Linked DNA regions of Homo sapiens: all the other regions are linked to region 3. Evidence: chromatin loops called from intact Hi-C (ENCODE). Cell type or tissue: mammary epithelial cell. All regions are shown on one strand. Links, peaks and the distances in the headings refer to the core of each region. The heading gives the core; the rest is flanking DNA.

Region 1 (6,243 bases), core at 411-5,410, 920 kb after region 3:
TGTAGTATGTCCAGTATGAGGCAAAAGGAAAGGGCAGAAGGGATATATCGTAGGTGAAATGAATGTTATAGTTACTGTTTGGATGTGGGTGATGATAGAAAAAGATGTCATAAAATCTATGACTATTAGAATGCTAGTACCAGGAACAGAAATAGAGAAGTGTGACGGAACAGGGATATGGAGAATTGCATGCTTTTCTTAAAGGCTTCCACTTTTGAAGTGACAAATTCATATTGCTACATTCTGTTGATAAAAGCAAATCACATCGCCATGCCTAACTTCAAGGGAGTGGACAAATGCTTGGAATGAGTAGAACTGGAACATTGATGAGCAAGAAAATTGATCCTGAAAGTTATTTTTGGGTTTTCAGGATTACCAGAATCTCTTAAATATCACGTCCTGACACATCGTAGCAAATCCTACAGGACGTAGTCCATCTGGCAACTGTGGTATTCCAGAGCACATTGATTAGAGCTAGGATTGTGGAGCCAGGCTATATGCCTTTGAATATTGGCTTCATCAGATACCAGTTATGTGGTATTATGCAATTACCTAAAATATACATATATATATGTATTTTATATATATATATATATATGTATGTCAGTTTTCTCATCTTCAGTATGTAGATAATAATAGTATATATGAATAGGGAAAAGTTAAATGAGATAATGCAATATTACAAAATTACAAATATGTGAAATTATCATCAAAAGAAATATACATAGAATCCCAAAACACTAGATATCTAGAAAGGATCTTTTTTGATAAGTTCTCCAGGCTTATATTATTAAGGGTGTTTAATCATTTCATACACAGTTATCTTAGGTCGTTCAGGTTTCTATAAGGGAATAGACTGGGTGACTTATAAACAACAGAAATTTATTACTCACAGTTCTGGAAGCTGTAAAGTTCAAGATCAAGGTGCCAACAGATGCAGGCTCTGGGGATGGCCTGCTTCCCGGTTCATAGACAGCTGTCTTCTCACCATGTCCTCACATGGCAGAAGGGGAAATGGAGCCTTTGAGGTGTCTTTTCTAAAGGCACTGTATGGTTTGGCTGTGTCCCCACCCAAATCTTACCTTGAATTGTAATAATCCCCACGTTTCAAGGGCCGGGCCAGGTGGTGATAATTGAATCATAGGGGCATTTTCCGCATAGTGTTCTCATGGTAGTGAATAAGTCTCACCAGATCTGATGTTTTTATAAATGGGAGTTCCCCTACACAAGCTCTTCTTGTCTGCCACCATGTAAGATGTAATTTTGCTCCTCATTTGCCTTCGGTCATGATTGTGAGGCCTCCCCAGTCTTTTTTTCTTTATAAATTACCCCGTCTTGGGTATGTCTGTATTAGCAGCATGCCAACAGACTGTCACAGGCACCAATCCCGTACATGATGGCTCTGCTTTCATGACGTAACCACCTCTCAAAGGACCCAGCCCCAAATATTATCACATTCAAGATTATGTTTCAACATAAGAATTTTGGGGGAACATAGACATTCAGTTTATAGCAGAATGTCTTTTAAAAATCAATTACATCTTTGTTTTCTAAAGTATTTTCTTAAATTTACTTTAATATCTTGAACGTAATTTTAAATTTTAGTGAGAAGCAGTATAGTGTAGTGGTTAAAAGCATGGGATTTGGAGCCAGAGTCCCTAGGTTCAAAGGCTATAATGTGTGTAGCTGTTATTGTTCTTACTATCATTTATTAAAGTTTGCAAGTCTGAAGATAATTTATTATACAGGGCCATAAATATTATTACCATGCCCAAGGATTTCTCCTTGCTAAATGGCCCCAGAACGCCATGTATTTTTCATTTTTATATACAATTTTTCTGTTTTTCCCCTGGCCTTGGCTGTCACTTCACATTTCTTCTGTACCAGCAGCATTTCTATAGCAGCAATTTTTCTTTTCTATAATAATCTATTTCTATTCTCTTGTGGTCTTGGAAACTGACAACTGAACTTATTTGAATTGTATATTTTTTAAAAAATGAATTACAAATGAGTTCCCCAAGGGTTCTATTCCTAGTAATGTTCTTGAGTTTTATTGTGTGGACCTTGTAACATTTCTTTTGACTCTGAAGAAACTGATTTTGCTTAATTGTATCTCTCTGCTGTGTTCAAAGAAATTGCATTTAGTGTATAATTGATTTCATGATATTACTAGAATGGTCATTTTTACATTTGTTAATATATATGTTACATGTGTAGACAATTAAATCATTAACTCCTAACACAGTAAGCTAAACTTCTCAATTGAGTAATTCAGTGATACATTTAACATATGTGGTCTTTGGCTACAATGCTTATACAAAAGATATAGTAAGGAAACTGTGTTATAAAGGACATGAATTTGAAAAGGACAAGAAAAATTTATTTAGAGCACTGACTTTCACACTTGTTTTACCTCAATCCGTAGTAAGATATATTTTTCCTAAGGTTAAAAAGTATATTATTTTAAATATGTATTTTACAGTGTAGCCCAACCCTCACATGTGTATGTAATGTGTATATGTTTATATACATGTATATTCACATGTCAATATATGTCTATATATTACATATTATATTTGATATATATTTAAACATTTGTTTAATATATGTAATTAAACAAAAATGTTCACAAAACAGTATTTACCTTTTCTATTTGCAATGGACACTTTGTATTTTACTGTATTCCCTTTTTTATGCTAGTTATTAGCTACTCATTGATTTGATCTTCCTGGTTGGTTTGATGAAAGATAGTGAACTAGAGGAGGTGGTTAGACTTGTTTTCCTTCAAACCTTCAGAAATATCACTGTTTCTGATGGATTTTTTTAAGTTTTATTTTTAGTTGATTTTTAATGTGTTAAATAGTAGACAATCTAAATTATTTTAGATTATTTTTTGGCAAATAACTGGAGTGATTTACATGGAATTAAAATTTAAAGAAATTCAATGGCAGAAACCTTCTGTAAATCAAATATTTAAAGTATTTGGGGTACATTTTCTTCACTGTGGAGAAAAGAATTTAAAAGTATGCAGTAGACATGAATGGTCAGTTTGCTTTTTTCTTCAGAAATAAACTCACTGTTTGATATATGTTCAAGTTGACAGTTGACTGAATTAAAGAATTACCTATTTCATATATAGAAATTACTTATTTTTTAAGAGGTGTAGAAGCCTCTCTGTGGAGCTAATGCACATGGTAGAACTTAGCATAAGTGATTTTTATGCTGTTTCAACTAGAAATGCTATCAGCTTTTAAGCAGGTTTTCTTTATTATAATTTGGGGACCCCCACAACAGAAAAATCTTTTTTATATTTAATGATAGATTATTTTCACTAGAGTACAATGAGTTGTGAATCTTTCATGCTCTAATAAATCTATGCAATATGAACAGTTAATCTGCTTCTCAGTTTCCTGAAACATTTAACTAGTACATTGCGACCCCTGCTGTTGTGAGATTGGTGTTAATGACTGAATAACTTCACTCAAAGTTTACTTGGAAAACAAACTGAAAAAAATATATAAAATTAAGGTTCTGTGATTTGAATAATTAAAGGCAAAGGAGAAATTGTGTTATAGCTCAGCCCTTTTTCCATGGAAGGCTCTAAGGGAAACTGTAATTCAATAGAACCAAAAATTATTTTAATATTGTTTTGTCACATAAAGCATTTCATTTAAGAATTTTGATTTTAGCTTTTTCTATTAACACCAGAGACACAAAAAGGGATTTGTAAAGAATATTATAAATAATTATTTTAAATTTTCTATCTCATGCTGAAATTGTTTGAGTAGTTTTGATCTTTCCCTAAGAGTGCAGAAAATCTAAAATTTTAATTGGTTCCATGGAAAACCTTATATATGAATATTCCTTTGTTTTCCTTCTCTTAAATATTGCCAAATTTATTCGTTTCTTATTTTTTAATGTTATTTTCCTGAGATTTCATAAGGATACTAAATTTATTTCTGCTTAGTTCAGTATCAGTTATAAATCATTTCAGTTCTATCATTCCTATACTTTGACAGATAGTTTCTTATGTCTGGTAACTTAATGCTACCATCTGGGAGATCTATCATAGCCATTGGCTTCAGCAAATGTGATTATCTGCAAATTGAATTGGACTTACAAAACTTGGCTTTACTTAATTGTTAGATGCAGTCTTTTTGGGGATTTTTATAGTGTTACGTTTTTAAAAGTGTTTAAAGATTTTTTTGGCTTATCCAAGAATCAGATCTTCAAAAAAATTTTTTTCCTTGTCAAAACTTATTAAGCCATTTGACATTGATATGTCTCAAGGGTGCTTCCTTACGTCAGACTATCCTGGGTTGGAAGATGGCAAGGAAATTCCTTGTCATAGTGTATTCTTCAGTACCCTAGAATATGTACTGATAGTGTTTCAAAAGTAACTTGAAAAGTTAAATTTTCCTAGCTTTTTGTCTGATGCATCATGCATATATTTTGTTGCACCTCTCATTTGCTTTGGTTTAGAGATTTCATAAGCTGAGGATTGTTTGATATGCTTGAGGATGGTTTTAGCACAAGAGCAAGCATAAAATACGCAATTGAAATGTGTTCTTTGGAAGGGCCTTCATTCTTGGATAAAAGTTAAACATCACATAGTGACAGATGGCAGTGTTTTACAGAGTGCATACATAATAATAATAATAATAAAAGTGGCATTTCACTGGTGAACTCTTTTGGACAATTCTGAATTTTTGAGTTTATTCACACTTTTTTTTCTGTTGTGTGTGATATTATTGTACATTTTAAATTAAGTAATGTTCCAAATTTTTATGTCAGCTTTTAAAATATTAACTAAAGTTTTTTTAATTATAGTGTAAGTTCTGGGATACATATGCAGAATGTGCAGGTTTGTTACATAGGTATACATGTGCCATGGTGGTTTGCTGCACCCATCAACCCATCATCTACATTAGGTATTTCTCCTAATGCTATTCCTGCCCCTTCCCCCCACCACCCGACAGGTCCTGGTGTGTGATGTCCATGTGTTCTCAGTGTTCACCTCCCACTTATGAGTGAGAACATGCGGTGTTTGATTTTCTGTTCCTGTGTTAGTTTGCTGAGAATGATGGTTTCCAGCTTCATCCATGTCCCTGCAAAGGACATGATCTCATCCTTTTTTATGGCTGCATAGTATTCCATGTTGTATATGCACCACATTTTCTTTATCCAGTCTATCATTGATGGGCATTTGGGTTGGTTCCATGTCTTTGCTATTGTGAATGGTGCTGCAGTAAACATATGTGTGCATGTGTCTTTATACTAGCATGATTTATAATCCTTTGGGTATACCCAGTAATGGGATTGCTGGTTCAAATGCTATTTCTGGTTCTGGATCTTTGAGGAATCGCCACACTGTCTTCCACAATGGTTGAACTAATTTACACTTCCACCAACAGTGTAAAAGCGTTCCTATTTCTCCACATCCTCTCCAGCATCTGTTGTTTCCTGACTTTTTAATGATCATCATTCTAACTGGCATAAGATGATATCTCATTGTGGTTTTGATTTGCATTTCTCTAATGACCAGTGATGATGAGCTTTTTTTCATATGTTTGTTGGCTGCATAAATGTCTTCTTTTGAGAAGTGTCTATTCATATCTTTCTCCCACTTTTTGATGGGGTTGTTTGTTTTTTTCTTGTAAATTTGTTGAAGTTCCTTGTAGATTCTGGATATTAGCCCTTTGTCAGATGGATAGATTGCAAAAATTTTCTCCCATTCTGTAGGTTGCCTGTTCACTCTGATGATAGTTTCTTTTGCTGTACAGAAGCTCTTTAGTTTAATTAGATCCCGTTTGTCAATTTTGGCTTTTGTTGCCGTTGCTTTTGGTGTTTTAGTCATAAAGTCTTTGCCCATGTCTATGTCCTGAACGGTATTGCCTAGGTATTGTTCTAGAGTTTTTATGGTTTTAGGTCTTACGTTTAAGTCTTTAATCCATCTTGAGTTAATATTTGTATAAGGTGTAAGGAAGGGGTCCAGTTGTAGTTTTCTGCATATGGCTAGCCAGTTTTCCCAACACCATTTATTAAATAGGGAATCCTTTCCCCATTGTATGTTTTTGTCAGGTTTGTCAAAGATCAGATGGTTGTAGATGTTTGGCATTATTTCTGAGGCCTCTGTTCTCTTCCATTGGTCTATATATCTGTTTTGGTACGAGTACCATGCTGTTTTGGTTACTGTAGCCTTGTAGTATAGTTTGAAGTCAGGTAGTGTGATGCCTCTAGCTT
Region 2 (6,243 bases), core at 895-5,894, 130 kb after region 3:
TGAATTACCATTTTACCTTTGTCAAAGATCAATTGGTCAGAATTTGGTGGGTCCCCTTCTGTACTCTCTATTCTGTTTCATTAATCTATGAGTCTATCACTCTGTAAATAAGATCACAGCCATATATTAAGTCTTAAACTGGGGCTAGTGTTATCATCCAACTTTATAGCTCTTTTTACAAAATTATGTTAGCTATTCTAGATCCTTATGATTTTCATATAAATTTTAGAATAAATCTGTCCATTTCTACAAGAAAAATTCTCTTGGGAATTTTACTGAAATTGCACTAAATCTCTTGATCAATGTGCAGAAAATTAAATGTTGTTTGTTGATGTTAATTGACCGTACCCTGTGACAGATCTATACCTCCAAACATTGTTTCCAATACAGAATTCTGTCTCCTGCCTGATCCAAGGAATGGATTGGGCTGGGTTATTATTATGGCTGGTTCTTGAGAATGCAGATATCCAAATAATTACTCAGCACATCATAAATACAGACCTAAAAGTTACAGGAAGATACGCACCTATCTTATCTCTTCATGCTGTTACAGACATCTGAGAAAGATCTTAGATTAGGTTTAACTCTCTAGATGGAACCACTGACTTTCCATACAAGACTGAATAACCCAAACTTTGAGAGACAGCACAAGGTCAGGCTATTGTAATGTCACATTCCTATGGTTGAGAATTAGATTTGCACATTCAGGAGTAGTATACCTCTTATTAATAAATTGGGGAAGAACATTTTCTTGACCAGTAGATGTACATTATGGTGGCTATTCTTAGACTAAGATAAAGGAACAAATTTCTTCTGCTCTGAAAAATTGTTTAAAACTTGTGAGGTTTCTCTAAATATATAAAAGGGCACTGTTTAACAGGTACCCCAAAGATTATTTAGTTATCTAGGGAATGTACTTTATTCGACTCACTATTTACTATGAACTCAAAGTTCCAGATTTAAGTGAAGCTATGTGTTGATAGATTTTTGTTTCGTAGATATGGAGCTAAATTTATCTAATAGAAAATATAATCCCAAAGTCATGGTTTATTCTTCTGAAGGACATTACCAGCTTTGTATCTAATCAAGAAATTTTATTCTAATATTCCTTCATTAAGTTGCCTATAAATTCCCAGCTTCTCAAATGCTCTTTGAACCTACTAAGGTATGATAGCCTTTGCTAAGGCTATCATAATAACATATCATAAACTGGGTGGCTTAAACAACTAAAATTTACTTTTCACAGTTTGGGAGGCTTGAAGTCCAAGATCAAGGTGTTGGCAGGTTGGTTTTTCCTGACGCCTGTCTCCCTGACTTGCAGAGGGCGGCCTTCTTGCTGTGTCCATACGTTGTCTTTCCTCGGTGTGTGCACATCCATGGCATCTCTGTATGTCTGCATTTCTTCTTCTTTTAAGGACACCAATTAGACTAATTAGGGCTCACCCTAAAGACATCATTTTAACTTAATTACCTCTTTAATGTCCTTATCTCCAAATACAGCTACATTCTGAGATACTACTGGGGGTAATGACTTCCATTTTGGAGGATCACAATTCAGTCCATAGCACCATGCCATCATCCTACTCCCTCATAATTAATGAACTGAATGCAATCTTAGACACATATTCATTTGTATAAGGGTGATCATTTTAATTTTTTTGAAAAGTATCTTTTAACACTCTTCAGTGTAGTTCTGGTGTGATATTTGACCTTATTTATGAGACACAAGAATGCCTTGAGCATTTCCAGTGTTGCAATAAGGGGCCAAGAGTGGGAGAAAACTAAGAATAACACTTTACAGAATAATTTTTCTAATGTATTATCCTTAAACCCATCTCCACAGATCTTGCCAGTGTATGTTGATCAATAATAACGATGATTACACTGACTTTTGTGTTTTGTTCTTGACTGCTCTCATAGAGCCTCAGAATCATCTAAAATACCTCTAAGATGTTTTCTTTATTGGACCCAGAGAAAGTCACAGATTTCCTTGTGAGCAAATCCTCTGCTGCCAGGCGCAGCCCAGCAGAGCATCTTCCGTGTGAAGTCACATCCACCATGCATTCATGGTAATGTGGGACATTCAGGCCTCACCCAGACCAGCCACTCTTCTGAAAAATATTCTTCTGATGCCAGTGGTGCTTCCTAGACCTTTGTCTCCAGTTCTCAAATGCCCTGAGTTTTTAAATCTGTGAAGTGGCCTGTGGCTAATTAAAGGAGATTCTTTTTTTGTGCTTTCCTCCATCAAAGGAATCCCAAAGCAGCTTTTTCTTGTGCCACGAAGTTCTACAAATAATTTAACAAATAGCTCTTTTAGTCTTTATGCTCTACTTAGGATTTGATCTTAATTTCAGTGGAAACTAAGTTGGAAGACAATTTCTGTGATGAACACCAAATTCTATTTTTAATTTTTATTCTTATCCAAAAATTAAATTGTTATTATTTGGTCAAATTTATTACCACTGGCTCCTTCTTTTCTGAGCATGAATTTTCTGGCTGAAGGCTTCTCATTCCCCTGCAAAGACATATGTTCAGGTTATCTCATCATTTCTCCAGACATACCAGAAGATTCCAAAGTATCTGTGCAAATAGGTTTCTGGTAGAACACTCCCATCAGCTTGCCAATTGTCTTGGACTACCATTTGGATTTGAGCTAAGATATCCTCTAACCCAATACGAATTTATATAACATAATGCCTGAAGGAAAATATGAATGCTGTCAAATCTATAGGCAAGAAGACTAAGGCTCAAACCCATTAAGCAACTTGCCCAAGGGATTCCTAGACCTAGGATTTAAATCCAGATCGTGTGACTTCAAATACCATTTTTCTTTTCAACAAACCATAAACAAAAGCCTAGCAATCATCCTAGGAGGTCACCTGACAATCTGTCTACCAATTCCAGTGGAACCAGCCAATCATTCAAGATTCTGCAACTGACTATGGTAAAAGCAGAGCAGAATCTGAATACAAGTCTGCTTGACCACAGCATCAATAAAAATGACACAGTAAGGAAATTAAGGCCACAGGTATTGTAGCCACGAAGAACCCTATTTGAATTCTACTTCTGCCACTTGGACATGTTTCTTAAACTCTTTAAGCCTCAGTTTCCCATGTACAAAATGGAGGTAATAAGGACTACCCCATAGTATTCTTAAGTGTCAGTATAGTTTTTACTCTTGGCCCTAAAGAGTCATAGTTCCTCACTAAATGACAATTGTTGTTATGAGTAATAAATAATAAATTGTTAATTTATTATTATATTTGAAACATATTAGGTATAATATTAAGTATATATTTGAGTATAGTAGGTAAATTGCATTCAATATATCTTCTTTTTATGAACAAAAACATTTAATGGGTAATAAGTTTCCACAGTTTAAGTGGTCTCCAACATTTGCAATTAGACCAATTTTGAAAACAGCACTCAGGATAGCACCAAATCGGACTGCCAAGCAGGGCTCAGGAAATGAAATGTAAAGAAGAGAGCTTCCTCAAAGAAATGAATTAAAAGCTTGGTAGGATTTATGCTATTCAGAATATACTGAAAATGGAAGATGATTAAATTTCAGCCCTCTTTACTCCAAAGAAATATATAAAGCAAAAAATTAATTTGAGATACATTTTCATTTCAAAAAACTTTAAAATGTTCATAATTAGCATTTCCACTCTGTTTATTGCTGGGAAGTAAAATAAAACCATCAGCCTGGTTCTCTGCAATCAGTTGCTTATTCTCTTTTGGTAAAAGCTGTAAGTGAAAGTTTTCCCGGAGGCAGACTTTCTTTTCCTTTCCTATTTTTGGAAAGAAAACAACAGATGAAGAAACAAAATACCATTTTCTTAATATCATATTTAGAGACCATAATCATTATAGAGAGATAATGTTGAAAAACCAACCTGAAAAGAATGCATCAGATGCTTAGTCCATGTTGAGCAATATGGTGAATTTAGATGAATGTAATGCAGAATATTAATCATCCTGTTAACACAGGACTAAAACACATAAAACAATAATATGCAAAGCAGTTTCATAATTCAATACTGAAGGTGATACACAAAAATAACAGAATGATGGCATCAGATCTACCTGAAGCAGACTTGTAAAGACAGAACAATTCCTTGAGTATGGTAAAATACACCCATGATATTATGTTTCTAAAGACGTAAATTCAAAGGAAAAGTCTGTTAAAATTATAGAAAGAAGTCTGAGAGGGAATGATTGGTTGCATTGGCTTACAGACCAGGCGACAGTGTTGAATTTATAACAGGTACATTTCCAACAACAACATTTTATCATATAAATTTCTGTATTCTCAGTGTAAGTGCTATGTTTGGTTTTGTGTTGATGTTTGTTCTAGACACTTTAGAAGGCTCAAGCAGCCTTTATATCTAGATAGACAGATAGATAAATAGATAGGCTAGTTTAGATACATAGATAGGTAGACAACAAATAAGCCCAAAGCACTAATAGAGCTTATATGAATAAAGAATATACCAGAGAGTGATGAATGCTATGAAGGGCCATTGTTATACAGAAAAACTGAGTGGAAGAGGATTTTCACTGAAGCCTTCTCTGAGCAGTTGATAGATATTTCAGCTGAGACCTGCATGGCAGAAGAAGCCAGTCAAGAAAGGATGTGGACAAGCGTCACAACCAGAGGGAACAGCTAATGCAAAGGCCCTAACAGGAAACAATTTTAGTGTGGTGGTGGAACAGAAAGGAGGGCAATGTGGATTTGAATGCAGTGAGCAAGAAATAAGGTGAAATGGAGTTGGAGATTTAGAAGGCGGCTATATCATCTAGGTGCTTCTACACTGAAGGAAAAATTATTCTAAATGTGATGGGATGGCATTGGACATTGGGCAATGCCCAGATATTACTAGCATTTTTAAAAGATTACTCTGGCTGATGTGTGTAGAATAAATTATAGATGGATAAGAGAAAGGTAATTTCAGTAGGCAAAGGGAAAGTTGATGGTAATTTGAATAAGAATGATGATTTGTTAGACATATATAGTAATTGACACATTGGCACTCAGATATATAAAGTAAAGGGGAGAAAGGATTAAAGATAATAAAAGAATGTGGAACCTGGGTGACAGATGCCTGATTCTGTGACAGTGTGAAGGCTAGAGTCATGAAACTTAGAAGAGGTAGGTACCGTCGGGGATGAAGGCAAATTCTGCTTGGGACATATTAAGGCAGAAGTAATGTTGAAATATATAGTCCCACGAGTCTGTGAATGATTTAAGACTGAAACTAATGGAAACTAAGAAAAATCTGGAAATGGCTATTTATAAATCATTCTAATGAATATAATGGCAAAATCAGATGAGTGAAAAAGTATATAGGGGCAAGAGGAGAAAATGAGATCACCTTAAGAACCATTTCCTAAATAATGTTAATTTTCACTTAAATCTACAGTCTAATTTCTCTGATAGGTGAGGGTTGCAGCTGTGTAAGCGAGGGGTGCCAAGACAAGTGACCTTGAAAACATGACCTGTCGTTTGTTGCCTTGTTACTCCTTTCCAGTAGTCTGAGACAATAGGCTCGCATCACTCCCCAGTTTATATCAAATGTCATGTGTCCAATGCCCACCCTCAACCCATGAAATGTTGAGTTCTTTAATTTGTATTTCATTCGTCTTTAAATGCTCTGAATTTCTAGTCTGTGGACTTGCATATATTAGCAAAAATAAATAAATGTTTGTTGTCTGAAATAGACATAGTCTATCTAAAACTTGCTTACTCATCTCTATATTACTAGTATGTCTCTTTCCTTACATTACACCATAAAACTACATGTCTCCTAGTCCTCAGCCTCCCCAAAGCACTTGTCACTCTTTGTATAGGCACTTCTCAGTCTGGGTACTGTTGTAAACCTAGGCTGCCTTTAATGTGATTTGCATGGCTGAAGAGAAGCCATATGAGATTGTTATAGAAATCCTCAATAGTTAGGCCTAGGCAATACAAAGAAGGAATTAAAGGTCTGTCCTCCTAAAGATCCCAAGAGAATGTAAGAAAAATATTCTGGGCCAGGAAACACTGGTCACCCAAGATTATTACACACAAGAAATCAAGAAAACAACCAAGATGCTACAAACATAGGAGTGGATTCAAAATCTGTGTGACTCTAAGGGTTTGATCTTAGAATCTTTGGGACAACCACTAGAAACAAATAAATCCAAGAAATACTAGAAATCTGTCTACTGTTACTTAGAAGTACCACCTGACAAACAGATGTA
Region 3 (6,243 bases), core at 892-5,891:
GGGTTTCACCGTGTTAGCCAGGATGGTCTCGATCTCCTGACCTCGTAATCCACCCGCCTTGGCCTCCCAAATTGCTGGGATTACAGGTGTGAGCCACTGCACCTGGCCCAGTAATTTTTTTTATGGTTCTTTGTTGTCATCTGACTTCCTTCTAGCCCCCTTCTTCTCTGTCTTCCTCCTGCTTTGGCCATGTAAGATGAACCTGCTTCCCCTTCAGCCATGATTGAAAGTTTCCTGAGGCCTCCCCAGCCATGCTTTCTGTACAACATGTGGAACAGTGAGCCAGTTAAACCTTGTTTCTTTATAAATTACCCAGTCTCAGATATTTATTTAAAGCAGTGTGAGAACAGACTACTACAGAAAATTAGTACCTAGGAGTGGTGCATTGCTATAAAGATACCTGAAAATGTGGAAGCAGCTTTGGAACAGGGTAATGGGCAGAGATTGGAACAGTTTGGTTGGCTCAGAAGAAAACAGAAAGATGAGAGAAAGTTTGGAACATCCTAGAGACTTGAATGGTTTTGACCAAATTGCTGACAGTGGGGCAGAGATGGCCAGGCTGATGAGGTCTCAGATGGACATGAGGAACTTATTGGGAAGTTTGAACTTGAGAGTGATGATTTAGGGAATTTGGTGCAAGAAATTTCTAAGCAGCAAAACATTTAAGATGTGACCTGGCTGCTTCTAACAATATATGCCCACATGCCTAAGCAAAGAGATGGTCCGAAACTGGAACTTAAAAAGGGAAGCGGAGCATAAAAATTTGCAGCCTGACCATGTGGTGCAAAAGAAAAACCAATTTTCTGGGGAGGAGTTCAAGCCAGCTGCAGAAATTTGCATAAGTAAAGAGAAACCAAATGTTAATAGCCAAGACAATGAGGGAAATGCCATAAAGGTACTTGAGAGAACTTCAGGGCAGTCCCTCCCATTACAGGCTGGAGTCCTAGGAAAGAAGAACGGTCTTAAGGGCCAGGCTTGGGGCCCCACTGCCCTTGGGACACTGCTTCTTGTGTCCCAGCTGTTACAGCTCCCACTGTGGCTAAAACAGCCCCAGGTACATCTCAGGCCACTGTTTCAAAATATGCAAGCCATAAGCCTTGCTGGCTTCCACATGGTGTTAAGCATGCAGGTGCACAGGGGACAAGGGTTAAGGCTTGGGAGCCAATGCCTAGATTTCAGATAACATATGGAAATGCCTGGATGTTCAGGCAGCAGTCTGCTGTGGCAGCACAGCTCTCATGGAGAACCTCTATAGAGCAGGGTGGAGGGAAAATGTGGGGTTGGAGCCTTCACACAGAGTCCTCACTGGGGCACTGCCTAGTGGAGCTGTGAGAAGAGGGCCACTGTCCTCCAGACCTCAGAATGGTAGATCCACCAACAGCTTGTACTGTGCACCTGGAAAAGCTGCAGGCACTCAATACAAACTTGAGAAGGCAGCCACGGGGGCAATACCTTGCAGAACCACAGGGGCGAAGCTGCCCAAGGCCTTGGGAGTCCACCCCTTGCATCATTGTTGTCTGGATTTGAGACATGGAGTCAAAGGAGATTATTCTGGAGCTTTAATATTTAAAGACTGCCCTGCTGGGTTTCAGACTTGCATGGCACCTGTAGCCCCTTCGTGTTGGCCGATCTCTCCCTTTTGGAAAGGGAATATTTCCCTATTGCCTGTACCATCATTGTATCTTGGAAGTTACTAACTTACTGTTTTTCTAACTTGGAAGTTACTAACTTACTGTTTTTGATTTTTCAGGCTCATAGAAGGCACTAGACTTGTCTCAGATGAGACTTTGGACTTTTTAGTTAATGTTGAAATCAGTTAAGACTTTGGAGAACTGTTGAGAAGAGTTGATTGTATTTTGCAGTGTGAGAAGGACATGAGATTTGGGAGGGGCTAAGGGCAGACTGATATGGTTTGGATTTGTGTTCCCACCCAAATCTCATGACAAATTGTAATTCCCAATGTTGGAGGAGGGGTATGGTGGGAGGTGATTGGGTCATTGGGATGGATTTTCCCCCTTGCTGTTCTCATGATAGTGAGTGAGTTCTCATGAGATCTGGTTGTTTGAAAGTGGATAGCACCTTCCCCTTCTCTCTCTTTTCTCTCTCTTCTTCCTGCTCCAGCTATGTAAGATGGGCCTGCTTCCCCTCCTGCCATGAATGAAAGTTTCCTGAGGCCTCTGCAGCCATGCTTTCTGTACAGCAGAAGTCCTTGCCCCACCATTCTAAAAATGCTTTCACTGTTTTGTTTTGATAGAAAAAAAATTTCTAATATTAAACAAATTGTGATCTCTTCATACAATGGAAATAGCAATTAAAATAATGGACTAAGATTGTATATCTAAACATGGATAGCTATAAAAAATTATGAAAAAATTGCAGAATGATATGTATGGTATGACACTTATCATATAATAACACACTGAACTATATTTTTGTTGGGTGCAAAACACTATTTTTGATATGAAGTAAATTTTCTAAAACAATTGGATAGGAGGATAAATACCACATGCATCATAGTGATCGTGAATAAAACTAGAATGAAGAAAAAAATCAGATAAACTTTTTCCATAATATTTTCTTTTTTTATTAAAGAAAATCTCGACGCATGAAAATTTGCTATATTATTTTCTGTGCTTTTCTGAATTTAAAATTTAAGAAGAAAGTCATAATGAATTAGTTCTGTCTGTTCTCTGGGAATTCCTTTGACTCTATCCAATTCAATATTTTATAATCTATGAGTGGAGAGAAAACAAAAGACAAGAGTAAGATAAATAACTGCTGAACCACAATCAAGTCTGTTATATAACGATTTTGAAATGGGTTTCAAATCTGGAATGTGAAATTCTGGTTTTCATTTTGCTTTTAAATAAGCACAAGTTCAAACCAGACAAAAAAATATGAATCATTGGCTTCTTACTATCTAAAAATCTCCACAGTTTTCTCTGCTCTGGCCAGGGAATGAGAACTTTGGACATTGTTTCTCTTCTTTCCCCCTCAGTGTTGGTTTGTAACACCTCCACAGTTTCCAAAGAAGGGAAGGAAACTGCTTTATAATCATAGCCACTTGAAAGAACATAGCACCTCTCTTCCAGAGATTTTTAACATTCCAGCAACGAAGGGCGAGCACAAATATAAATTCCGTTTTACAAGTAAGAAGTGGGACAGTCTGAATTGCCGTGATCCCTAAATCATTTTTCTCACATGACTATTTGACCAGGGTAAAGATGCAAAACAAGCTCAAACCTCACCCCTCTGGCCTGCTAGCCAGAGCTTCCAAGCCTCCTCCGTGTTCTCATTACAACATGAAACCACTAGGTGTCACTCAAGATAAAACTTGCAGGCATCATATTAGAGATTACAACTAGGGGAGCAGAAAGGAAATTCAGTGTTAGTGCGGAATTCAAGGTGTTAACAGAGAAAACTGAAATTTGCACACTTACATGACACAATGGAAAGTGGCCTCTCTCCAGCCTAGTACCCTCAGGAGAAGGTTTCAGATCCTCTGTATCACATCTGTATAGTGTGTGGACTCATTTAGGTTGGAATCAGCTTTCAACAGAAAAATAACTAAATGAGTTCACAAAACTCAAAAGGCATGTTATAGTGATGCCTCTGTCAGTAAAATGGGGTTAAAATTCCAAGCCTTAAGTTTGCTGGCGTCTCTCCTGGGAATTGCGTCTGAAATTTCAGCAGCTGCCCTCAGGGGTTAGTGAGTCAAATAATTCGGATTCTCATATCTCATGAGATATGAGTTTAAAATATCCACTTGTACTATTTCCTATGATTTTTCCCATTGTATGTCTTGTATAAACCACAACTAGCAAATAGTATGAATTTAATAAATATTTTTTCGGTGAATCAAGAGAAAGACACTAAATTTATTTAGTGCCGCTCTATGCCTTATTCTCTATGGCTTTCTTTCATTCTTTTTTTTTTTTTTAATAACTTCAGGAAAAGCCTGAGGGGGGTTATTGTAGCCATCACTTTGTACAAGCAATACTCACAGGATATAATCACAAGTGATTTTTACTTTTATTTCTCCCTATACTTGTAAACGTTATTAAGTAGGAAAGCCTTTGTCCTGTTCCTGGACAAATGTCAGGCACACCTATGACATTTCTGATTTCTTGTTGCTAATAAAAAGCCCTATGGTCACTGTACATAGCAGAATAATCACAATTTAATAATTATAACAGTCCCTTTTTGTATAATAACACAATGTATTTCACTCAAAATTACATTTTCCTTGTCCAAACTAGGCATGGCTGCAGTCAGGCAGCCTCCAGAAGTGGGTGAGGTATGTTTGTCTTCTTTTTCTTATTTGATTCCTCTGCACTCCCTAACTTGGGTTGAAGAGGGTAAGAAAGAAGAGAGATGAGAAAGGCAGTGAAATTTCTTTCTTTGAATGGTGTTTTTGAGATATTCAGATGTCCCTACTAAAATCATTTGACTGCACTTCCCAAGATGCGAGCTAAGCATTTTCTTCTAGCTGGCCATTCTCTTGCAGTTTTTCATATAGTTTTACCTTCTTTAATGAAGATTTATTAACTACTGTGGTGTTTTCTCCTTCTTCTATATTATAGAGTCCCCAGTGTTTAGCTGAGTATATGACTGCTTGGAATAAGCCTCGTGACCATGGCTCATGTGTAAATTCTTGGACGCCTCCTTGCTTTGTTTTCCTTTTCCTCTATCTTTTTTTCTGTTGGCTGCAGCAGACAGACAAAATTGCGGCCTGGATAATGAGGTGGAAGCCCTGTGCTAAGGGCCTTAATGATCATGAAACTGACTTGCCAGCCTTGCTCAACTTTGCTCATCCTTGTCCAAACTTGCTCAGTCTGGACTTCATTCACCTGAGATAAATAAATTTCTAATCTGCTATGTTAAGCTTTTAGCACTTGTAGAAAAACATAAGCCTAACTGATAGAACTATGGAACTATACTAGATTTAATCTTAGTGGAACTTATTTGTGAATAGTCAAAATTAGAAAAATAACCTTTACCGATGCATTCTAATGTTTGATCACCTTACATATAGGAATGACATTGTGTGAAGTTCTGGAAGAGGAGGATACTGAAGTGAAATAAGGGAGGTCCTGAACACAAGAGGTCACTCTCCTCCTCTCCTACTAGAAACATTTACCTGTGTTTCCCCAAGTGTAAGCTAAGAATTTTCTTTCAGCTGGCCATTCTCACTCAGTTCTTCTTAGATTATTATTCTTATATACTTACATACGTATATACTTTTATATTTATACACTTACGTACATGTAGTTACATACATACACTCCGTTTTTCACATACCTCATGCTTTCTGCATAGTAAATTGGATCTATTGCCCATGGCTGATTTCTTCTCTTCCAACGCTTCATAGCTACTGCTTCTTTATTCTCTGGTGGCAAATCTTATTATTTGCTTATTGAACTCCAACAATACATATTGACATAAGAGAAAATAAATGAGTAAATAAATAATGTTGCTATGGTTTTCTCATGCTTAACTTCCTAAAATTCTGTTTCTCTCAGATGAATTTAGGTGTAATGTGATATGACAAGTTGTAATAGGAAATTAGAGTGTTCTTTTTTCCTCCAATAGTCACATTCTGATGTGATTAGAGAAAATTTACCTATGTGACTTCCAGTTTAAAAAATATGCTCCATGAACAAAGGATTCTATGGTCACTGCCTCTTTTTGCAAATTCATATTGAAAATTAGCATACTAAAGTTGCACAGTATCCCTGTGGTAAATAAATGTATTTAACTTTCTTTAACCTAGCATTTTCCAATCTCATTTGATTATGGAAGCCTTTTGTCCTATAGCATCTACTAACGTATATTAGCAGAACACCATGTGTCCTGAGGCGTTAAGATCACAGTGAGCTCCTCTTGCTTTCTGTGGCAATGATCCATGAGGTTGATCACTGACATAATTAAATAATGATGACCTTTCCTAATTTGCAGATGAAAGTCAAACAGAAAGAATATCTTAGTTCAAAATTATACTTTCATTAGTTTTGCTTAAATCTTTGGTGTCATAATTATCTGCTTTACAAAATAAATGAGCAAGTAACAAGCATTATTACTAGAAAAAATTTTAAAAAGAGCAGATCATATTTAGATATACAGCTTATTTTTCCAAAGTAACAGTTTCTATGGCTGTGATTTTACATGATACACATACAGTATTATACATTCTTTAGAAAATTATTTCCAGATCTCATGATAAAATACTTTTTGATGCACTTT
Region 4 (6,243 bases), core at 716-5,715, 160 kb after region 3:
GGAAAAGTCTGACATATAATTAAACAGTGTTTCCACTTCTGCAGTGTGAAGCCCTCCTAGGTCTCCCAGTTACCGCCAAATACTCCTCTGTATGCTAAACTCATGCCTGCATGCTGTGTGGAAATGGAAGTGCTGAGAGGGAAGGAGCTATGTTATATCTGGGTCACTGTGTGTAACACATAGATACAATTTGAATAAAAAGCAGAGGTAAACATTAGAATATCAATCCAACTCCCCATTCCACCTCTGCCAAGAAATTTGCAGAAGTCTTGAAGAAGTCTTTGGATTTCTAGGATTCATGGAATGGGTGAGCAGGGTTTAATCATTGTTTAATTACCTTTGGGACAGAGCCATGTTGTTTGTGTGATTTCCACTCCACTGTAAACTCCTCTAATGCAATGCCTCACTAAACCTTCATGAAAACTCACCTTCAATCTCTGGCTCTAGCTTCCTTCTGTTTTACTCAAAAACTGGTCAAAAGAGCCTAGCAGGAAACAGAAACCACATTACCCATCTGAGAAAAGGAAATACAAAATAATATTGCGAAGAGTTTTCAGATATTGACACACGGGATAATAAAGTGAGGAGGTAAGATAATTAAAGCAAATGATGTCCAAAGTGCCCCTAACAGGAGGGGAGTTAAGGGAAGAAGTTTTCCTAGATCAGAATTTCTCAGCCTCAACAGGATTGACACTTGGGGTCGAATAATTTTCTGTTTTGTGGGGCTGTCTATGCACTGAAAGATACCTAGTAGCACCCCTGACCTCTCCCCACCAGAGGCCAGTAGCTGTCCCCTAGTTTTGACAATCAAAAATGTCTCCAGGCATTGCCAAATGTTTCCTGGGGGGCAAAATTGTTCCCAGTTAAGACTGTCCTGAACGAAGTTGGAAGAAAGGTGAATTATCACTGAAACATAATTTGGGAGAGGCTAAAGAAGTATCTATACACAATTGTCTTTGTTGCCATTCTGGAACTTTATTTTTTGGAAATGAGCACAATGTAATAATGGTATACATTCCCTGAGCAACACAGCTCTTGGCTACTTTTCACTGTACCACATGCATCCTACCAGGATATTTACTTGGAATCATCTTCCTTACATTGGTCTAATTCACCTTTCAGATTCTACTCAAAGATTTCTCTACATCAATATCACTCTCTCATCAATTCCACAGATAGCAATCAAATGCCTACTCCTTGTCTCCCGAACGTAGTCATTCCATTCCAGGTTTTCCAAAAAAAGTTTTATACTAGTTCTCTTGGAACTCACCTGACTACTTTAAAATTATTTTGCATAGGTCTTCCTTCAACAGTAGACTGTGGAGTCTTCCAGAGCAGGATTTGTTTCTACTTAATTTTATGCCTTTGATAATAGTACTAAGAGCAATAATTCCTAATATGAGTACAAAAATTCACAATTTCCAAAGACCTCTCATAGAGTCTGTCTCATTTTATTCTCACAATGTTGCAAAGTACATGTATTTAGAAGTTAAAGTCCGGAGAGTTTTAGGGGGACTCAGTTAATATTATAAAATTAATCAACTGTGGCTCTGGATCTAGAACATAGAACTTTTACTCCTTCCAATGTTAAAAAATAAGATAATAATATTATAAAATCCATGAATTTTGGCGATAAGAAAGTCACTGGGAGATCTTCAAGAGTGTGTTTAGTTCCTGTATCGTGATGGGTAATAAACAAGCTTTGCAAGTTTGTAATGTTTTCACAGTGAAGAAATGTGAGGAGAACCTGTGCAAGAAACATGTGAATTTTGACAGTAAAATGGAGAAAGAAAAGATTATGTTAGTGAATTTGTGGGCTGAGGGAATACTTACAAGTCACAAAGCTATGGGCATATTGTTACATATAGTAGGAGATATTAGAGACAGGCTAGGAAAATTATAAAAGCGTAATCCAATGAGTGTCTTCCTGAAAAGATGGTAAAAGAGAAGATTAAAAGAAAGAACAAAGGCGGTATAAAAAGATCATTTTATTTTAATCCTTATTTTTCATTGAGTCTTTTTAAAAGATCCACAGTTTTCAAAATGAAAAACACGAGCAGATGTTTTTCAGTTGCATCTTATATTTAAATATTCAACAATAAATAATAATTTATCTGCTATGTACTAGGCACTATTCACCCATGAACTTACCTTCCTTGCAATGACCCTTTGAAGAAGTCATAATTTTTAACCATTTGCAGATTAGGAAAATGAGTATAAAAAGTAAGTAATTTTCTTACGGTCATATAGTTAACTCTGGAAGAGTGAGTGCAGAAACACCTCCATTGCGGGAACACCGGCTCTTTCCACATAGCCTGCCTTTCAGACATGAAACACACAACTCCGTCCTCAAGAAAGTTACTACCTTTTGGATGAGAAAGACAAGTAATCTCGTTGATTACCGTGCAACACAGAGTGCTGTGTTGTGTGGGGCTGCCTGTGCATCGTAAGATGTCTATCTGCCTGGGGGACCATCAGAGAAGGCTCCATAAAATATGACCATTTAAAATACTTCTTTGAAACATTTTTTAAAATCCCTAATATTCACCAAATGTTCCACTTTTAACCGTGCGTGTTTTCGTGAAATTCACATAATGTCTTGAAGAAAGGCCCTGCAGGGGAGAAAACAGGTTTTAGACATTTTATACTCAGTGCAGTTCTTTCCAGAGCCACCATGTGGTATTGTTGTGCAATTAAAACAACTCCTTTTTAACATTCTGGCCTTTCTCTTGACTAGTTCTCATCTAAGGAATATCTTTTCTGAATTTACTCTGTCAATTCTATAATGGGTGCTTATATTTTCCCCTTTAAGTGGGGCTTTTTAAATGTCTACTTTCTTAAATTTCTCCAGGAGCTGTGGGAAACGGTTGGCCAGATATATTTGTTCAGAAAAAAGCCACTAGGGCACATTTGCCCGTGTCATTGTTTCCAGAAAGAGGGACAATTCCATATTTGTTGGCTAGCTACCTTTCATCACAACCCCACATGGGATAGCAACACTTGGCCCCATAGGCCCCCATCAGGACAGAATCCCTTGCCCACACCACCCTGAGCCACATCTTTGATGCTCTCCAGCTCTTCCATCATGAGAGCCACATAAAAACACATGAAAAATTAGGTCTCACTTTATAACACCCTAAGGGAGCACTCTCTCTGGGAGAGGGCAGTGCAATAGAAGGAGCACATTGACTCTTGGAATTTGCATGAGTCCTGGAATCTCCTTGGAGACCTCTGGAAAGTTTCAGGCCTCAAATTTTCTATCAGTGCTTAAAAGATTATCTTTGTTTTCTGTCCATCACAAGTATCATCATTACTGCTTATTAGCTTTTATTTATTTTTTACTATTTTGTTGTTACATCTGGACCCCCCAAGGACAATTCCTTAGACTCCATCTAAGATTGTATTAGAAGAGAGGCAATACCTCAAATCAAATGTCAAATAACAATAATCCACAATATCTTTGTATTACTTGGGAGTTTTCGAGCACTTTCTCATACATTATTTTATTTAGCCTCACAGCAAATCCATAAGGCAGGTATTGAGGATTACAAATCAGGAAACCAAGTGTCTGAGAAGCGAAATAATTTTCCTCAAATCAACAAATGAGAGAGGCAAGGTAGAAATCAGACTTCTGATTCTCAGTGTACTGTGTTTCCACTGTACCTCAGCTACTTAAGCTAAGTGGCAGAGTGTGACAACAAACTGCACACCCAATAAACAGAGTTTGGGATAAAGGGCAAGGGCATAAGCATGAGTGAGAAATGAGGGAACCAGAACTTCCATGATGAGTGAGATTTTAATCATCAAAATGTAGTACATGCTTTGAACTCTCTTTAGGCAAATTCTTATAAAATAGCATAGTAGGCAGCCAGAAAGTTGATTCCACAGCTTTAAAAAAAAAAAAAAAAAAAAAACCCTTTCATCAGCAAATGTTTGTCATGATGTCTTTCATTTGAAAATGTGCTTTGCACATGTGAATGCTTAATACATGCTAGTTGATAATGACAATGAGGACTGATGGACTGAAATCACCTTTGGCACTAAACTTGTCAGCTTTCACATGAGTAGCATACGACGAAGAATGGTGTGTCCCATTAACAGCTCACTAAGCATTTGGGTCTGTAATAGTAACTTTTTGAACCCACTGTGGCACGAGTGCAGGGCTGATAACATAAGGCCGTATATACACAACGCCAATCATTCCGATGAAAACTGAAAAATTCAGTCAATCATCTGGAGATTTATCCACATGATACCAAACATCTGGATGGACTGTTTCCAGTTCCCACTAGGACAATGTCATGTAGATGCTTACATCTACTCTTAGAGACAAGTAATGCTTCAAGATAAATAAACTTTTACATAGCATGGCATATTTGGGGCCACAAGAGTATATTTAATTCATTGATTCCCTCAGTAAATATATTTATAAGAGGGAATACTATGTGTCGCCAATCACTCTTTTGGTACAAGAGACCAAACATGCACAAAGCATTCATGGTGTAGTGGAGAAAGACAGTGATTCCAATGCAGAGTAACAAAGACCATCAAAGAGACATAAACAAAATGCCAAGGGACTGCAAAGCATAAATGAACTATCTCTACCTAAGAAAGTTTGCAAAGCTTCAAAGATAAAATGTCATTTGAACAAGGTCTTATTCAAACAGAGTCAGCATGGGTGTTCTACACAAAAAAGAAAGTCAGGAGGAGTGAGGGAGTGATGTATGCAAAGATGAAGAGATACTAAAAGACACTTTTTAGGGAAAAGGAGAAACTGGGAGAGGGGTAAAATATAGGAAATATTGGCAGTATCTGTCCTGGGTCCTGTGTGTTAGAGGGCCATGTTTCAGCCCTCCTCCAGCCATGTGCTTTGTAAGAATAAGAAGTCCATTGGCAAGGGGACTGGCTCACCCAGAGCCAGCGCTTCTGCCTTTGCAGACCAGAGTTTGGTTTCCAGGGACTGTCTTGAATTCCAGGGATCCAGAATTCCCAGAGTAGAGCTCCTAGGAGTCCAGGAATTCTAAAGTTAAACCTAGCCTTTCAGATTGCTATAAATGTAGGATAATCAACATAGCATAGTATGGTGTGTTTTATTTACCTGTGTGTTACCTTGCTTTATAACTTTTAAATATCAAAATACATGGTATGTGAGACTCCATTCACACTCTTTTTTTATATTTATTTATTATACTTTAAGTTCCCCGGGGTACATGTGCAGAATGTGCAGGTTTGTTACATAGGTATACACGTGCCGTGGTGGTTTGCTGCACCCATCAACCCATCATCTACATTAGATATTTCTCCTTATGCTATCCCTCCCCTAGCCCCCCACCCCCAAAAGGCCCCAGTGTGTGATGTTCCCCACCCTGTGTCCATGTTTCTCATTGTTCAACTCTCACTTACGAGTGAGAACATGCGGTGTTTGTTTTTCTGTTCCTGTGTTAGTTTGTTGAGAATGATGGTTTTCAGCTTCATCCATGTCCCTGCAAAGGACACGAACTCATACTTTTTTATGGCTGCATAGTGTTCCATGGTGTATATGTGCCACATTTTGTTTATCCAGTCTATCATTGACATTGATGGGAGATTTGGGTTGGTTCCAAGTCTTTGCTATTGTGAACAGTGCCACAATAAACATACGTGTGCATGTGTCTTTACAGTAGAATGATTTATAATCCTTTGGGTATATACCCAGTAATGGGATTGCTGGGTCAAATTATATTTCTGTTTCCAGAACCTTGAGGAATCGCCACACTGTCTTCCACAATGATTGAAATAATTTACACTCCCACCAACAGTGTAAAAGAGTTCGTATTTCTCCACGAATACAAAAAACAAGGGTTTGTATTTCTCTTCTCCAGCATCTGTACTTTTTAATGATTGCCATTCTAACTGGCATGAGATGATATCTCACTGTGGTTTCGATTTGCATTTCTCTGATGACCAGTGATGATTAGGTTTTTTTCATGTTTGTTGGCTGCATAAATGTCTTCTTTTGAGAAGTGTCTGTTCATATCCTCCCACTTTTTGATGGGGTTGTTTTTTGCTTGTACACTTGTTTAAATTCTTTGTAGATTTTGGATAATAGCCCTTTGTCAGATGGATAGATTGTAAAAGTTTTCTCTCATTCTGTAGGTTGCCTGTTCACTCCGATGATAATTTCTTTTGTTTTGCAGAACATCTTTAGTTTAATTAGATCCCATTTGTCAATTTTGGCTTTTGTTGCCATTGCTTTTGGTGTTT
Region 5 (6,243 bases), core at 757-5,756, 240 kb after region 3:
TGAGATTGGTATGTGCAGGAAATTACATCATACTAGAATTTGGTCATACTGACCCTAAGTACACCCGTATTCCAGTGTTTCTCTCTTTGACCCCACCTCCCTAATCACACTTGCATGCTGTCTCCACTCTTTATAGTATATTTAGAACCTTTCTACAGCATTTTCTATTTTGCGAGTCATTTATCAATGCTAATTCATCTCTTCTCACCCTGATTCCTTTGAGGTAGAGCCCTGTAATTAGTAGTAATAACAAAACCATGGTATTTAGCTTTTCTATAGCTTCTGTCTCCTGAGAATGCTACAAATATTAACAGCACACATTGCAGTCTCCCAGAATTGCTTGGGTCACAGAAGGACTGGGGAAAAATGCTGTGACTAGCCTAAGTGGAATAAATTGAAGGTTGGGTTGGAAGTGAATCAAGATGCTGGTGTTAACATGCCTGAATATTTAGGAAAAGTTCCAGGATCACTTCATGATGAAAAGCAATAAGGCTGTCAAAATTTGTCTGGCATATATATAGGATTAGGCCAAGTCCTAAAATTTCCCAAGACACCTCAGGGTCAAGGGCTTTCTGCAGAAGGTAAGCCTTTTGATGATATAAAAATTCTAGAAGTCTCAGTTGCAGAAAAATGTGAGAGATGCATGTGCGTGTGCACGTGTGTCTGTGTGTGTGTGTGTGTGTGTGAGAGAGAGAGAGAGAGAGAGAGAGAGAGGATTTGTTAGTTCGTTAAGGGGTTTCTTCCACTTATTTCCATGAAGATTCTCTATTTGACCCATTTTAATCCCCAATACTTGTTGTAGATGATTACTTCCTATCTTGAAAAAAAAAAAAAAGATTCAACTAGAACAGACCTGGTTCTTAAAAAATAGTAGAACTCTAGTGGCCTGAATTTAAAAAAAAAAAACAGCTTTAACTTTTCATCAAATACACACAACAATTTAAGAATAATGTAAGGTGATCCCTTAACTACATTCTAGAAAGTTAGCTACATTGTAAAATATGTCAAGAGTGAATTAAGGAAAGATATCCCGACAGGCTCACCAATTCTATTTATTGGAATTTTGTAGGCTGTTATTTTGAGTTAAACCCTTCAAATTAAGAATTTAATCAAAAGTATTGAAACAATGGAAAATAAATTGGGTTCTTACCCCATAAGGATTTATGTCAGTTATTAGAAAGGGCTTCCTGATCCTGGACAATTGTTATTAATAATACAAATGTATATTTTTCCTGGAAATGTAAACCTGAATAGATCCAACTTCAATTTTGGTCTGCCAGGATAAAAACAACTTTATTATGGAATTGGCTCCTCTCTCATGGCATGACTTTCCATTTGATATTATATTTATGTGTATATCTAGAGTCTAGATTCTAGACCCATATATGACCTCTTAAGTTTCCTAAAGGACAGGGAGCTTTGTATTCCTCATAGCACTTAACACAGTACCAAGCACACAATAACTGTGCATTAAATATTTCTTGAATAAATGTGCTGATAAGGCAGGCTTAGAGAACACTGCTTCCCCTCACCCTAACAGAAGGCCCCATAGTGCTCTGAAACTTGCTGCTGGAACTCTGTTGACCACAACCCAGAGCACAGGGTTAATATTTTCATCCTTTACGTTAAACCATTTGGACTATGCTTCATTTTGTTTATTTTCAATACTATCTTTGTCACAACACATAAGAGTAGAAGAGAAAGCGGGAAGGAGAGGAGGGGAGAAAAGGTGAAAAGAGAAGGGAAAAGAAAGAAAGAGAGAAGAGGAAAGAGTGAAATTAAAGAAAGCAATTGACACAACAATATATCTGAAATAAAAACAAAAATATTAAAAAGAACTAAAAAAGGTGGGGGAAGAGAGGCAGGCAAGGAGGGAGGGAGGAAGGAAGGAAGAGAGGGAGGGAGGGAAGAAGGAAGGAAAGGAAAGGAAAGGAAAGGAAAGGAAAGGAAAGGAAAGGAAAGGAAAGGAAAGGAAAGGAAAGGAAATGGAAGGAAAGGGAAGGAAAAGGGAATAAATTTCTTCTTAGGGATGTCAGAATCCATTTGAGTGGCAACTCTATAAAAGCAAGCTGTTTCTCATTATTTATGTAAGTTTGATCTGATTAAATCCATCAACAGTTTCTAAAAGACATTACTTTATATTTCACTCTCTGGTTGGCTAATAAACATTTTTTAATCCACTCTTTGGTTGCAAACATGCAACCCATCTGCTTTATTTCTTTCATTTATTCATTCAACAAATACCTTTTGCACAACCATTTTCCAGGTCTATGATTGGCACTGGAAAAACAGTGGTGAATAAAATATGGCCCTCACTTGAAAGGCTACATTACCTTGCTCTCTCGATAGCTTTCAAAAACACAAATTAGTGTATTATCCATCCCTAAATTTTGTCAAGCATCTTTTCATTACATTATCCTCTCAAGCCTCTTTTTGTCTGTCTAGATAAAACCACGAGTACCTTCTCTTTGGAATCAAGCCTTTTCTGATGGACTATGTCTGACCAGTTCATGCATTTCCTTATTTTGATGCTCACAGCAAAGACTGCATCGAGCTAACTTGCTGTTCTCTCTGTAGTCTCTTACATTTTCTGAAATATCCATCTCTCTGAATATCTTCTAAATTTAATTTTACTGATACCTTTCCCAGAGTCACAGTTCCAGGGCCTCTCTGGTACATAATTCAGGTGGCACATATTTAATCTGCCCTGACCCAATAAAAACATTTGAATACTTAAAGTCTAATTTATATTATAATTATTCTTATCACACAAATTCTCATATATAGGAGGAAGCAGGGAAGTTGAATTTTACCAAACACTTATTTTCTCACATTTTCAAATTCAAAAACTAGGCTGGTAATGTTAGCTATAGATTGTGCTTATGAATATTATTATAAATAAATGCTAAGATCCAACTGACTTTCTCATACGCACCACACACACCTGAAGGGTTCAAAGGAGCAAAATTGATTATTATAACTTCTCTCTCCAAGTCTATTCTAAGTGATGAATATCTACTCATCTGCCACTATTCAGCTTATAGTTCATATCTCCCATGATGTTTTTCTTTACCCACTGAGCTGACAAGTTCATCCTTGTGACCCTTCTATATCCTGCCTTGATCCTGACTCCATCGCAGAAGCCATAACATGCAGCTGATTTAGGGTTCATATGTCTATCTCTGCTAAACTATAAGCTCATAGGGGGCACGGACCAGACCTTATCTGATGCAATATTTCTAATACTTATTACAGTGCGTGGGACATTATAGGTGCTCAGTAAATGTTGAAAAAATGGGGGGGGAGGGGAGGAGTAAGGATCTTATATACAGTGAAATGCTAACCAAATGCTAGCAAGAGCTAGAGACCTGGCAGCTCTTGAATTTTCCAAGCGATATATTGTATGGAATCTGTTGAGAAGTGTTTCATACAGATGAGGAATGCCAATCCAGTCTTTCTCAGACAAAATGGAACCAAATCTTTACAAAGTTTTCTCTTTTTGGATCTCTCTCCCTCTCACACACACACACACACGCACACACACACACCCACAGAGAGAGAGAGAGAGAGAGAGAGAGAGAGAGAGAGGGAGAGAGAGAGAGAGAGAGAGAGACGGAATATTAAATCTCATCAGTTCGGCTCTACAGATGCTTGGTCTTTATGACAACCCAACCTGTGTATCCCATGCACTCCCCACCTCACTCCATATCGCCACCTGGTGCCCAAAAGCAAGAAAACTACCTAAAAAATGAAAACGATTTTTTTAAAGCTGATAAGTATCAGGACCTTGGAACCATAAACTGAAAGTTTAAAACAAAAACAAAAACATGTGCTTCTTGGCATAGACATCTGGTCACAGGCATATAAAGATTAAACACACAAATCTTCCTCAAAACTCACCCTTGTTTCCACTCACATCTTTATGAATGTTCTCAATTGTTGCAGCCCCATGGACTACCTTCCCACATAGATTCCATGATTTAAAACCTTTTCTACTAAATCAACTATATTTTGTCATTTGCATTAAGTAAATTCAAAATTGTCAGACTATGATATCATTTAGCCTGAGATAGCCAGGAATATTGTTCATTCATTGACTTATTCAGCTCTTTAATGAGTCCCTACTTTGTTCTAAGAACAGTACACAGCTCCACAGAAAGAGTCTCACTAAATTATTATCAATCCTGTCAAAAATCTTAAGTTCTTCTTTTGCTTATAGAGAGTAAACATACATTTTTATTAATCTTTTTGAAATAACAGAAAAAAAAATAAAGGTCCTCTATTACTGCCCAAAGAAGTTAGGGAATCTGAGATGGGGAACCAATGGATTAGAAAAGAGCATATTCTGATAGATTAAATACAACTTCAGATCAATAATTCCTGAAGAAAAAGTCTCAAATATCTATGTTTAGCTCAGTTAATCTTTCATCTCATTATCAATATGCTATTGATTTCTAATGTATATTGATAACAATTATATTGTCACAGAACTAAAAACCAAAAGATGCATAGCTAAAGAATAATATGAATTTCACTTGAACTTGAGTCAGCACAAAATTATCAAATAAGTTTCAGTACTGAAATTAGCAAGTATATAGTTAAGATATGGGAAGAAAAAAATGTCAGTCAGGAATTTCCTGTAAACAGTTCCCAGAACAAAGACAAACTCTTCAAGTGTCACAATTAAATGGGTGCAAAAATCAGTACAACATAGTAAAGTTTTATATGTTAAATATGCCCATTTATTTTACTTTGCAAGCATAGCAGTTTTATTATTTTGGTCTTATAATGTTTCGTCTATGAAACGATATAGTCAGCAGACTATAGGAGGTTTATTTAAATGTTTTTATTTAAATAAGTCAATATTCATACCTTTTAAACATAAAATTTTATTGGTAAATAAATTTCATAAATCTGTATAACCCTGAACATTCACCTGAAATTAATTTTCAAGGATATTAAAAGTTAGAAACTGTTGAAACATACCGGACAAAGCTATCTTTAAGAGTAAATTTTTAAAAATTCTATTACTTTTTCAAATGGATTGGTTAAATAAAAGCAATTTTTAAGAAAAATAGAAAAAAAATAGATACCTTAATTTTCTGCCTCAGTACAGTCCAGTTTCAGAAATATATATTAACACTATATAACATTACAGTTTTTGGACCCACTTTGTACTTGGAGTGTTAGTTTTCCTTACATTCTTATTTTATACTGCTTTCTGGGTCCAAAGTCAACAATGAGCTCCAGGATTTATTTCATCTCTCAAGATCTTTAGGGTAATAGAAAAATAATAATAATAGCAACTTTTGAGAAGTATGACAATGAATTTAGAGGTCACATAGCAAGTGAATAAATGTATGCCTACATGCTTGACTTCTAAATTATAGAGTAAGCAACACATTGCTTCTCAATCAAAATATTCTTGATGATTAGCTATTTCTCTTTCCCGGTCCTTCTCTTTCTCCTTTCTTTTTCCCCTTTTTCTCACCACAGAGCTTTTTGAATTGAGTAGAAGTATTTGGCCACTTGCTCTTTGACCCCGGTGTCTCCTGAGACTATATATTCATTTTGAGAATGAGTCCTTTTAGTTACCTAAAGTGTCCTCAGACTAAATTGTTTCCAGATGTTTACAAATATTTCAAGGATATATCCACACAGTTTTTATGGCTGAGTGATAACGGACTCCACAATGTCTGTTCAATTGTAAAATAAGAATCAAGCACATGCTATAAAATAACTTCCATGAAGCAGGGACTTGCTACACACGAGGCACAATGCTAACCATATCCTATACATTATCTTACTTAATGCTTACAAAAACCCTATAAAGGATGTATTATAATCCTCATTTTAGAGAAAAGGAAAGTGAGGCTCAGAGGGCGACTTCATAGAACAATTAAGTGACGGGAGAAGGGCGCTATATCAAGTCCATGTTCTTAGCCCTTGTGTCCTGCTGCTCTGTCGAAGCAAACGTCATCTACTGTTAGCTTAAGGCAGGAAAGAAAAGACAGAATTCACAAAAGTTGGGGAGCATCCCTGAGCATCCAAACAGATTGCCTTTAAGAGGCTAGAGAAGGAGACTTGTAGGCCAAGAGTTCTTGTTTAGTTTCAATAAATGCCTCCAATGGGCTTGTTCACCAAATATGCTTTCAACAGACTGTAAATGTGCAATGCAGACATTTTCTCATCGTTTAAAAACCAGCCTTCACAAATGGGGTTTTGGAAATTGCCTGTTTCGTG

What was found. Peaks named below come from ENCODE experiments on the same cell type or tissue, not always from the same donor. Only the 100,000 strongest peaks of a DNase experiment are listed, where the experiment ranks them.
Region 1: it touches region 3 in a loop (21-fold over the local background); 11 of 110 quality-filtered maps call a loop at or near these places.
Region 2: it touches region 3 in a loop (2.5-fold over the local background); 2 of 110 quality-filtered maps call a loop at or near these places.
Region 4: it touches region 3 in a loop (12-fold over the local background); 7 of 110 quality-filtered maps call a loop at or near these places.
Region 5: a loop joins it to region 3, with 16 times the contacts of the local background. A loop is called at or near these places in 19 of 110 quality-filtered maps.

The regions. Positions count from the first base shown.
Region 1 is chr1:170,007,834-170,014,076 of GRCh38, reverse strand. All of the region lies in intron 10 of KIFAP3 (kinesin associated protein 3), which reads left to right. Among named protein-coding and RNA genes, the nearest start is that of KIFAP3, 64 kb to the left of the region's middle. In mammary epithelial cell, for the core only: a CTCF peak has its summit at 3,452 (motif pointing left); no DNase peak of the experiment used is centred there.
Region 2 is chr1:170,792,414-170,798,656 of GRCh38, reverse strand. No RefSeq gene overlaps it. Among named protein-coding and RNA genes, the nearest start is that of PRRX1, 130 kb to the right of the region's middle. In mammary epithelial cell, for the core only: no CTCF peak of the experiment used is centred there; no DNase peak of the experiment used is centred there.
Region 3 is chr1:170,927,023-170,933,265 of GRCh38, reverse strand. No RefSeq gene overlaps it. Among named protein-coding and RNA genes, the nearest start is that of MROH9, 5.4 kb to the left of the region's middle. RefSeq lists an enhancer at 795-984. In mammary epithelial cell, for the core only: CTCF peaks have their summits at 3,333 (motif pointing right) and 5,090 (motif pointing right); a DNase peak (open chromatin) is centred at 3,305; H3K27ac peaks cover 487 bases.
Region 4 is chr1:170,762,340-170,768,582 of GRCh38, reverse strand. No RefSeq gene overlaps it. Among named protein-coding and RNA genes, the nearest start is that of PRRX1, 100 kb to the right of the region's middle. In mammary epithelial cell, for the core only: a CTCF peak has its summit at 2,673; no DNase peak of the experiment used is centred there.
Region 5 is chr1:170,687,185-170,693,427 of GRCh38, reverse strand. All of the region lies in intron 1 of PRRX1 (paired related homeobox 1), which reads right to left. Among named protein-coding and RNA genes, the nearest start is that of PRRX1, 26 kb to the right of the region's middle. In mammary epithelial cell, for the core only: a CTCF peak has its summit at 3,709 (motif pointing left); no DNase peak of the experiment used is centred there.